Linked DNA regions of Mus musculus: region 1 is linked to region 2. Evidence: chromatin loops called from intact Hi-C (ENCODE). Cell type or tissue: heart. All regions are shown on one strand. Each heading gives the region's core, and the rest is flanking DNA. Links, peaks and the distances in the headings are about the cores only. Region 1 has its middle 14 kb from the start of Gm31963. Region 2 overlaps Frs2 (fibroblast growth factor receptor substrate 2).

What was found. A loop is a pair of places that touch in the nucleus more often than their neighbours do. Peaks named below come from ENCODE experiments on the same cell type or tissue, not always from the same donor. Only the 100,000 strongest peaks of a DNase experiment are listed, where the experiment ranks them.
Region 1: it touches region 2 in a loop (2.9-fold over the local background); 13 of 42 quality-filtered maps call a loop at or near these places.

What each region holds. Positions count from the first base shown.
Region 1 is chr10:117,207,368-117,212,742 of GRCm38, forward strand. No RefSeq gene overlaps it. Among named protein-coding and RNA genes, the nearest start is that of Gm31963, 14 kb to the right of the region's middle. In heart, for the core only: a CTCF peak has its summit at 2,435 (motif pointing left); no DNase peak of the experiment used is centred there; H3K4me3 peaks cover 524 bases; H3K27ac peaks cover 877 bases.
Region 2 is chr10:117,078,122-117,083,496 of GRCm38, forward strand. It overlaps Frs2 (fibroblast growth factor receptor substrate 2), which reads right to left. Exons shown (of 10, transcript NM_177798.3): 6 at 2,901-2,992; 7 at 639-825. The coding sequence starts at 2,966. Among named protein-coding and RNA genes, the nearest start is that of Cct2, 17 kb to the left of the region's middle. In heart, for the core only: CTCF peaks have their summits at 382 and 2,756 (motif pointing left); no DNase peak of the experiment used is centred there; H3K27ac peaks cover 548 bases.

The sequences.
Region 1 (5,375 bases), core at 299-5,298, 130 kb after region 2:
GCCCACTCCCTTGAAGGCTGTGAGGGAAGGCTCTTTCCCAGGTCTCTTTGGACTGTACAGCCATGTCTGTGGCCCATCTTCCTCTCCTCTGCGTGTGTCTGTTTCCAAATCTGCTCCCTCCTTCCCATTTTCTCCACCCCTCCTATTTTTTTTTTCTCTCCCTCTTAACACCTTTTCCTTTTTAAGATAGGATCTTACTGCATAGCCCGGGCTGATCCTGAACTCTCAGGAATCCTCCTGCATCAGCCTTCCAAGTGCTAGAATTACAAGTAGACTGTGAGGCCCAACTTTTTAAAGGATACTAGCCAGCTCTGTGTGGCCGCACACTTTTAACCCCAATCTTGGAAGGCAGAGATAAGCTGGTCTCTGTGAGTTTGAGGCTGGTCTACACACCTAGCTCCAGGCCAGCCAGGGCTACACAGTGAGACCCTGTCTCAAAAACAAAGAAACTAACTCACTAACTAACTAACTAACTAAGAAACTAACTAAGAGCACTCGTATTGAATTAGCTCCCACTGTGATGACTTAGTTTAATTACATATTTAAAGATTTAATCTTCATATATAATTACATTCTGAGGTACTGGGGGCTAGGGTTTCAACACACAAACTTTGGAGGGAACACAAATCATCCCCGAAACAATATATAAATTATACTCTAATAAAAGCGCGCTGCTGATGTCTTGCGCTCTGCGTTCAATGCCCAGTCCTTGGCATGCGTCATCTCATTTGACCTGTTACGAGGCCATGATAATTATGCCCACCGTTAAGCATGAACAAAGTAAGGCCCAGAGAAGCTAAATAGCCTGCCTCGGGTCATAAAGCCAGCAAAGGAGGCATGGCTCAGACTTTGAAGTCCTGTTCTCGAGCCCACACTTTGAATCCTTGAGCCAATGCCAGCCCCCACACAGCCATGCCGGCCCCCACACAGGCAGCGGTAATGACTGAAGATGAGGATGATCGGGATCCGGGGTCACAAACGCCCTGAATCCAAACCGGAGAACGGTCACGTGACGTGGGCATGACCGCGGGACTCCTCCTGTGGGGAGGTTTGTGACTCCTCCCAGAGAAGCCTTTGCTGGAGAGATCCCGTCTACCACAGACAATAAGACAACTGGTCACTCGGGAGGCCAGCCTGGTCTACAGAGTGAGTTCCAGGACAGCCAGGGCTACACAGAGAAACCCTGTCTTGAAAAACCAAAAAAAAAAAAAAAAGGCAAGTGGTGCTGTGTGCCTGGCCCGTGGTCCATGATGGAGGATGACTAAAACAGGCGGCGACTTACATCTCAAGAATGTTCTACTTGTTCTACTTGAAGTGACCTCAAAATATCCAAATATATTATCTAGAAGTAATTTAATACAGTCCAGAGCTTAGGATAGGCAGGTAGGCTTTTAATGATTAGCATAAAATATTACTTAAGACCATGGATAGGCAAGAATTCCTTAAAAGATGGTTCAGGCCAGGCAGTGGTGGCGCACGCCTTTAATCCCAGCACTTGGGAGGCAGAGGCAGGCGGATTTCTGAGTTCGAGGCCAACCTGGTCTACAGAGTGAGTTCCAGGACAGCCAGGGCTACAAAAAAAAAAAAAAAAAAAAAAAAAAAAAAAAAAAAAAAAAAAAAAAATGCTGGTTCAGGGTAGACACTCGGAGAGTTTTTGTAAAGTATGCCCCATAGGTGTACAAGCCTGTAATCCCAGCTCTTGGGAGGCTCAGACAAAAGGGTAAGGAGTTCAAGAACAGCGTCTGCTACACATCAAGTCTAGGCCAGTCTGGATTCCATGAGACCCAGTCTCAAACAAACAGCCCCTCTAAATAACTAATAAACTGATACTGATAGACTAAATAGAGGAATAGCTGCTGAAAGGTGTTGTCACCTGGAAAAAGGAACGGAGGAAGGAAGAGAGGGAGGGACGGACGGAGGGACGGAGGGACGGAGGGACGGAGGGAGAGAGCCAGCTGACCAACTAGGTATGCGGCTCACACCTGCAATTGGCTTTGGTAAGGATGGTTACCTTGAATTCAAGGACAAACTGGACTCCACGCCAAGACCCCATCTCCAAAGCAAACAGACAAACCAAACCTCCAAATGATGCTAAGGGGTCAAATAACAGAGTACTCCCATGGATGAGGTGGGAAGGAAGAGGACGAGGTCTTCTGCCATGTCTTGGCAAGCTCGCTTGCTCCACCCCACACCCCCCCGTCTGTGTACGTCATACGACCACAGGTGGGAATTGGTTCTCTCTTACAATGTGGTCTCTAGGGATTGAACTCAGTGAGCGAATCAGTTTGGCTCATCCACTAAGCCACTTCGCAGGCTCTAGCAATCATTTTTTTTCTTTTTAGGGTAGCTTGGACTAATCTGGTCTGCTCCGGACTCTTCAAAGGGCTCAGGGACAAACTCTAAATTCCATAGGAAATCACAGATCGCCCTCTTGTGGTCAACACGTCTTGGTGCAGGTTTAATCTAGAAAAATGAATTTTAAGGGCTAAGCCTGCTGGGTTGCCTAATCCCGCCTGTGGATAGTGAATGGTGAATTATACATACAATATATGTTATATATATGTGTTATACATACAATATGTGTTTTATATATATTATTTACTATATGGCTTCATTTATTATATAGTTTTTCAATGTTTGAATAAAAACAAGAGAAAGGAAATATTTTGATTTGAAAAACCATGTAATATTCAATTTCAGTGTCAACAAAGCCATTTTATTGGACAGTCATGCTCATTTTCTAGGTGAGACTACTTCCACACAATAGCAGATGTCACGGACTGACAGAAACTGAGATATTTACTCTCTGGGTCTCTTCAGAAAAGTTCCTGCATCCTCCACTCAGAAGGTGGGGCGCAGCCGGGTGGTGGCGGCACACACCTTTAATTCCAGCTGAGGCAGATAGATCTCTGGCTTTGAAGCCAGACTGGTCTACAGAGTGAGTTCTTGGACAGTCAGGGCTACACAATGAAAGCCTGTTTTGAAAAACAAAACAAAAAGGGGGTGCTGGTCAGACGTCTTGGTATGTTAGGTTACTTTTTAGAGATAGAAAATTTAGGGGCTGGAGAGATGGCTCTGTGGTTAAGATTGCTCTTCCAGAGGTTCAATTCCCAGTAACCACATGGTGGCTCACAACCATTTGGAATGGGATCCGATGCCCTCTTCTGGTGTGTCTGAAGACAGCTACAGTGTACTCACTTACATTAAGTAAATACTATTTAAAATTTAGCTTAGCTTTGGGCTGGAGCACTGGATACGTTCTCAGAGGACCTAGGTTCTATTTTTAGCTCCCACATGGTAGCTCACAACCATCTGTAACTCCAGGCCCAGGGGACCCGCTCTCATCTGTCCTCCAAAGGCATTTATACACAAGTGCTGCACATACCTACAGCAGGGACACAACCCTCCATAGAAAAACAATCACCTTTAAAGTAGCTTTGTGACAGACGCTAAACCTCAACAAAACAGCCATTTGGGTCGTATCCTGAAGTCTGGATCCCAGGATCCAAAGCAGGAGAAAGCCAGATGGGAAGACTGCCTTAGCACGGGCCTCTTCACCATCTTGTGGCAACAGTGGTGTCTAAGCACAAGTGAGGCAGGGTTGGAATTTAGAAAACCATTAGTGCTAATTTTAGGCTTGCTGGTCTTAAGGAGGGGTAGCCACAAAGATGAGCTGCTTCACCAGAGGGTTTTTTTTTTTTGTTTTGTTTATCCTTGTTCTTCTCAGAAATGTTTGTAACAGTACAGCAGGCACAAACTTCTGAGACAATGGACGTTATTAGGTCAGGTGTCATCTTTTTATTATAAAAGGGAGGCACTGATATTATTTCCATGATGAAATACTTTGGAATGTCTGGACAGGCGGCCTCACGTGACCGCATTTCAACAGAGATCTACTCCATACACTTTCCAAGAATGTCACCATCTCTAAGTCAGAAAACAATCCTGTTGTCTACAGCTTTGGTGAGAAGAACTTTGAGTCCGATTTTCTCACTAAGGTTGGCTCTCTCCAGCCTCTTTGCTTAAGGCCTGATCTCACGGTCACTACTGTTGTTTGCAAAAGTTTTCTTTCAGCTTTTTCTGGAACCATGACGCCTCCTTTGGTTACAGTCTTGGGCTCACTCCTCTCATCCAGTATTGTCAGAGTTGAAGAAACTCTCTAAAAGCCACCGCTCAGACCCTGGACTCACACCATTGCTGCACGGAGTCTTCTCAGTCGTTAAAACAAAGTTCTGAGTGCTTTGCATTCGTGTGTGCATGTGTGGTGCCCATGGAGGGTGCTGGGTCCCCTGGAACTGGGTTACAGTTGCGAACCATCATGTGGGTGCTGGGAACTAAACCCAGGTCCTTTGCAACAGCAACAAGCACTCTTAACTACTGAGCTGTCTCTTCAGTCCCCACCAGACGCTAGACTAACCCCTCTTTCCTGTCCTGTAGGGCTGTCTGAATCATCATGCCCAATTTCCAATGGAGACATCTATTCTTGAATTGTAATATTCTTGGTTTTGCTTTTCTAAAGCAGGGTCTTACTGGGTAGCCCTGGCCATCCTGGAACTTGCTCTGTAGACCAGGCTGGCTTCAAAGCGATCTGCGTGCCGCTGCCCCCTGAGTACTGGTGTTAAAAGGCGTGTACCATGACTGCCTGGCTCCTTTGGGATTTTCTTGGTAGGCACTGTCTTAGTCAGGGTTTCCATTGCTGTGACAAAATCGACCAAGAAGCATGTTGGGGAGGAAAGGGTTAATTCAGCTTACATTTTTGAGATCATAGTCCATCATTGGAGGAAGTCAGGACAGGAACCTGGAGGCAGGAACAGATGGAGGGGTGCTGCTTACTGGCTTGCTCCCCCATGGCTTTCTCAGCCTGCTTTCTTATAGAACCTAGGACACCAACCAGCCCAGGGATGAAATCACCCTCCATGAGCTGGGCCCTCTCCTACTGATCACTAAGATGCCTTACAGCTGGATCTCATGGAGGCATTTCCTTAACTGAGGCTCCTTCCTCTCTGATGACCCTAGCTTGTGTCAAGTTGACACACAAAACAGGCCAGCACAACCATGCCTTCTGCACATAGGGTCATCTTTCGTCTTCCCTTTCTAGCCTGGTTGACTTTAACTCACTTTCTGTCTGTCTGTCCTGGCTAGAACCCCCAGCAGGAATAGTTGTGTCAAGAGCAAACGCGCTCCCTCACTCCTGAGTCCTTGCCCTGGGCCGCTGTAACCAAGTGACACGTACTGGGTGTCTAGACAGCGGGTACTTCTTTTCTTACACTTCTGGAGGCTAGACAGAGATCAGGAAGTGGGCAGTGTTAAGTTTCTCCTGAGGTCTTTCTCTGAGCTGCTCTCCCTGTGTCCTTCCATGTCTGTTTGAATACCCT
Region 2 (5,375 bases), core at 245-5,244:
ATTTCCCCAAGCTGTCATCCCTCTAGCCCCTGCACACCAAATGATGTGAAAGTAGATTGGGGGGGGGGGGGGGGGCGGGACTATCTAGCTACAAGGATTAGCAAGAGTGAGAGGTGGGTGTGATCACACTTTATTATGTACATTTGTGAAAATGTCAATAAAGCCCACTTTATGTATAATGGATCTATGTAATGAGACTTTTCCTAAGTTGTGAGAACACTCAGAAAGGAAGACATTGTGAAACAGGCACCGTGGCGGTCTGAATGGCTCCCACAGACTCATATATCTCAATCTAGTTCCTATGAGCAGCACTAGGAGGTGTGGCCTTGTGTTGTGAGGCCATGTGTCACTGGGAAGCCCAGGCCAGGCCAGCGCCCTCTGCCTGCTGCCTGTGGAACAGGATGTTAAAGCTGTTAGCTACTGCACAGCTCCACTGCTGACATAGACAGTTAACACTTTATTTCTATCAAGGGCACAGTGTCTCGTGCATGCTTGGTAAATGAATCCATAACTTATGTCTACCTCCACCGAGGGCTCGGTGGCCAAGCCTGTGTCTCCATGCCATGTTGTATTCAGAGTAACTGGAAGTGCAATGCTTCCAAACACTATCATCTGGAGAAAAGAAAGGCTCTCCCTACCTTGTCCAGTCTGACACCTTCGACCACTTTCAAAAGAAAACAGATTTGAGTCATAGCCGTATCGTCGTAGGCAGAGGTAGTGCCATTTTACCGAGTCCCGTTTCCGGGTGTACAGAATCAGCTCTGTGTCTGTGAGTTCCATCACACCAGAGCCTAGCTCATTCCCATCATCATCCACATTAATGACCTAGAAGGAGATGAGAGCAGCTTAACATTCACGACCTTTTAGACAAGAAGCACTGCTGAGAATTCTGTCAGCTTCCCTCCACTTGCTGCTTCACTCACCACCAGTGTGTGTAGAGGAATGGACTATGTCCCAGTAAGATAGAGAATTTACATTCCCACTTAATAAGACACAAACACCAAGTCAGACGGTTTGATTGTTGACAAATGAATGCAACACAGCCCGCACAAGGTGGCGACGGTAGCCTAAGGTGGATGAAAAAAACCACGGCCCCTCCTTTAGGCCGGAGTAGGACTAACTTTACAGAGGAAATCGGGTGGCTCACAAGATGCACGGCACAGCACGAAGGCACGATGCTGAAACAGAATAAAGAAAGCACCTTTCAAAGAGACCAAATTCAGTCAGGCACAAAGTCCATCTAAAGGACTGGGTATACGGCTCAATGGTGGAGCAGGGGATTAGCATGCCTGAGGTCCCAGGTTCCACTCGCAGTGTTGCAACATAGAAAATGGCCAGAGACTAAGACTAAAGGGTAACACACAGAGAAACTGCTCTTCCTGGGGCACGGGCAGGTGATCTCCATGATCTCCATGTGCATTCTTCATGTCATCTTCCTAACGCCTCAGACCACAGGCTTCCACTTACTAATCACACAAACTGCCCAAGAGAGCAAAGCTGTGAAGTAACAGGGCTTGAAGTTACACAGATAGGAGTCATGCAGAGGCAAGGACCCCCAGCGCAGGGGGATAAGAGTGTACGGGACACTAACCAATCTGGGAGCAGCTACGAAGGGTGAAGGAGGACTAACTGTATGCTAACCTCAGCATGGATAGCAGTGCAGTTAAGAAGTCAAGCCAGACGTGGTGGTACATGCATGCAGTTCCAGCTAGGAAAGAGGAGGACCGAGATTGCACGCAGCCTTAGATACAGCGAGACTCTTGTACTAAGAAAAGCCCCATGATCTAAGCATGCCCAAGGATGTCTGAGACGGTGAGGGCCCCCGACTCTCACCGGCAGCAGTACTGACAAAGCGTCAGACCTTAGAGGTCTTCCAGTCACTGTAGACGTGGCTCCGATGAGGATTTCTACATGCTGACCGTGACATACATGATTCTGGTCTATAGTACATGTCTGCTCTGAGGTGCTATCACATCACATCCTACAGCAGTGGGCTACAGACCATGGACTGAAACCTCTAAGACTGACCCGAAAGAGAATTATTCTTCCATGTAAGATTTTGTTACAGTAACAGAAAGCACACAAGTGCTAAGCTTATAGTCTCAAACGAGAAAATTGTAAAATGACATTTAAAAAAATTATTACCAAACCTATGTGATTATCTGGATAAAAAGGACCAAATGAAAATTAAAAAGTGATTCCTATCATGGTCTGACCTAACAGCTCATGTGCAGGCGGCCTGGTCATCACTGAGGCAGTATTGGGGTGGTAGGACCTTTAAGAGCTGAGGCATGGTGGGAGGCCCTTATGCTATTGGGGGTGTGCCTTCAAAAGGGATCAATACAGTTCCTGTGAGACTTGAGGCAGTCCACAGTCTCTTTCCCACACAGAGGTAGTCTAGCAAAGGGGCTCTTGGGCAGGGCCAGTGCTGCGCTGACTGAAGTCTTTTCTTCAGAGCTGTGAACTGAGCGCACCTCTGTGCTTTGTAAGTGCTTAGCTTTAGGTGTTTGCTGCAGCAGTGAAGAACAGAGCAACAACCCATACTGTTAGTAAGAAAGCACCATTGTTTACTCAAATACGAAAAGGCACACTGTGGGAGAGGAGGGGGATTTTTAAAAAGGCAACATACGGGACTGGCGAGATGGCTCAGCGGGTAAGAGCACTGACTGCTCTTCCAAAGGACCTGAGTTCAAATCCCAGCAACCACATGGTGGCTCACAACCACCCATAATGAGATCTGATGCCCTCTTCTGGTGCATCTGAAGACAACTACAGTGTACTTATTTATAACAATAAATAAATCTTAAAAAAAAAAAAAAAAAAGGCAACATAGATCAATGTCTGAGTAGTATGTCCAAGTAGGCAGGAGAAACATTTATAGTTCTGCTGGTTTTACTGACCTTAAACTTGTTCCGATGGTTATCTGGGACAGTGTCTTTATCTGGACAGCTACAACAGCTACCCATGGCTTCTTCAGAAGACCATGTGAGCACTACAAAGAAAATAATTTGAAGAAAATTATTATACACAGGATACAAAAGATCCAAAACAGGAAAAGCCCACAAAGCATCCCGTGTAAGCATGGTGCTTCGATGCAGGAAAGAATGCCCAATAATGTTCATGTTTAGGATTAATTCATTCAACTAGTTGGTCAATTTATGCTTTTAATAAGAATAAACTATACACGCCACAGAAACTCACATTTCTAGTTTAATTTATAACAGTCTGCTCACTCTACAACCTTATGCCACTATCTAAATAATTAGTTTACAATCACTCAACAGTTAATCAAGAAACCAATCTTTTATGTATCAGAAAGTTCACACTCTCCCTTAAAAAAAAAAAAAAAAGTTGAGCACGTAGCACATGCCTTTAATTCAGAGCCGAAACAGGCAGCTCTGTGAGGCCAGCCTGATTTACATAGCAAGTCCCAGGCCAGCCGGGGCTGCACAGTGAAACCCTGTCTCCAAAAAAAAAAAAAAAAGTTAAAAAAAAAAAAGTTTTAAAAAACAACTTAAAAAAAAGGATGCTATACTTTTAGCCATCGGTTATTCTGATTCTCATTGTAGTACCTTTTTTACATATTCTATTAGACAAGAGTTCATTGGTGACATCAAAGAGTTCATACAATATCAAATCTTAAACAGTACATTAGTAGGGAAAAAGGTCAACTTAAAATTCCACCAGTAAAGCCGGGCGTGGTGGCGCACGCCTTTAATCCCAGCACTTGGGAGGCAGAGGCAGGTGGATTTCTGAGTTCGAGGCCAGCCTGGTGTACAAAGTGAGTTCCAGGACAGCCAGGGCTATACAGAGAAACCCTGTCTCCAAAACCAAAACCAAAACCAAAACCAAAACCAAAACCAAAAAAAAAAAAAAATTCCACCAGTAGCATAAAACACACAGCACTGGGCAACCTGATATTTTGTGTATTTAATTCTTTGCCTCAGAAGGTCAGATAGGAAAGGTTACAGAGGTGAGATTCATGTTCAAGGCCATTCCAAATAAACACAGGAGAATGTCAAAGCAGTCCTTCTAACAGAGTAGCGAGGTGGAGTGACCCTGCTGTGTGCTACACAGGGAATGAAGCCACACAGGCCGTAACCTTATAAGCACAGCTCTGACTGAAACCATTAGACACTTCTTCCCACTTTCAGGTTTAACAACCAAGCCCTCCTCTTCCTCAGAGTAACAGACTGCCTTCTCCCACATTAGCCTACTGCATCATGTTCTTCCACACAGCTTTCTGTGGCTTCCTTTTCTCAAGATTAAACTTCCCAACTCCAGCCCTATTGGGCTGATTTAGAATTGTTTTAGACTTCTCACCCATCCCCATCTAAGTTCCCCCAGGCTGTCCTGATAGCAAAGTATCCACTAAGTAGCAGGAACTGGGGTTGGCGATCTATTTATGTCCCGTTCTCCCTCCATTAGAAGCCCCTTCCAGTAGAAGCAGACCACACTCATCTGTGCAGACTTTAGGCCATCTGTGAGCCTGCGGAGTGATAACTGCCAGTATCCCCACAGTGAACTGTCGAGGCCTTTTACCATGTTTTGTTGCAACAGTTCTGTTCTGTACTGACTCACTCCACTGGGACCTCGCTGAGAATAGCCCATGTCCTCTTCATTTCCTAGGGCACTAGCATACTATCCAACACAGATATGCTCCATATGTGTTGTTCTTTTTTTACCAAGAAGGGCTAAATTATTAAATTTTGTAAACTTTTTTTTATTTATTATTATACATAAGTACACTGTAGCTGTCTTCAGACACACCAGAAGAGGGAGTTAGATCTCATTACAGATGGTTGTGAGCCACCATGTGGTTGCTGGCATTTGAACTCAGGACCTTCAGAAGAGCAGTCAGTGCTCTTTACTGCTGAGCCATCTCTCCAGCCTGTAAACTTTTTTAAGTTTACAAAAAAGATGTAATTGATGGAAACATTTTGAAAATCTTAAAATTATATAGCATTCTTTCCCCACCCTCCTTAAAACTCATTCATTTTAACCACAAAGGGGAGATACTCAGGTGTGTGTTTAAAATTTAGTTGCCCGCAGGATACACTTGAGTGAGAAAACTGAACTAGGATAAAAGCCTAGCAACACAACAGCAGTAGCACGAGGAAGAAAGTCATGGCTTTAGAGCCACAGCCAACAGTGCTGAGTGGCTGACTGTCCCCAGGAGCCGGAAGCAAGGGTCTATTCTATCTGCTGTGTAGGTGCTGGGGACTCTTCTGGTGCAGACGGACTCAGCTGCGACAATCCTAACCTGAGGCTACAAACAAAGAGCTAAGTATGGAAATATGGGTTTGAGGGAGGAGCTTAGAAAGCAGACTCCATGGACCACTGAAGCTATTAAGTGAAGGAGAGCCGGGGCTGGA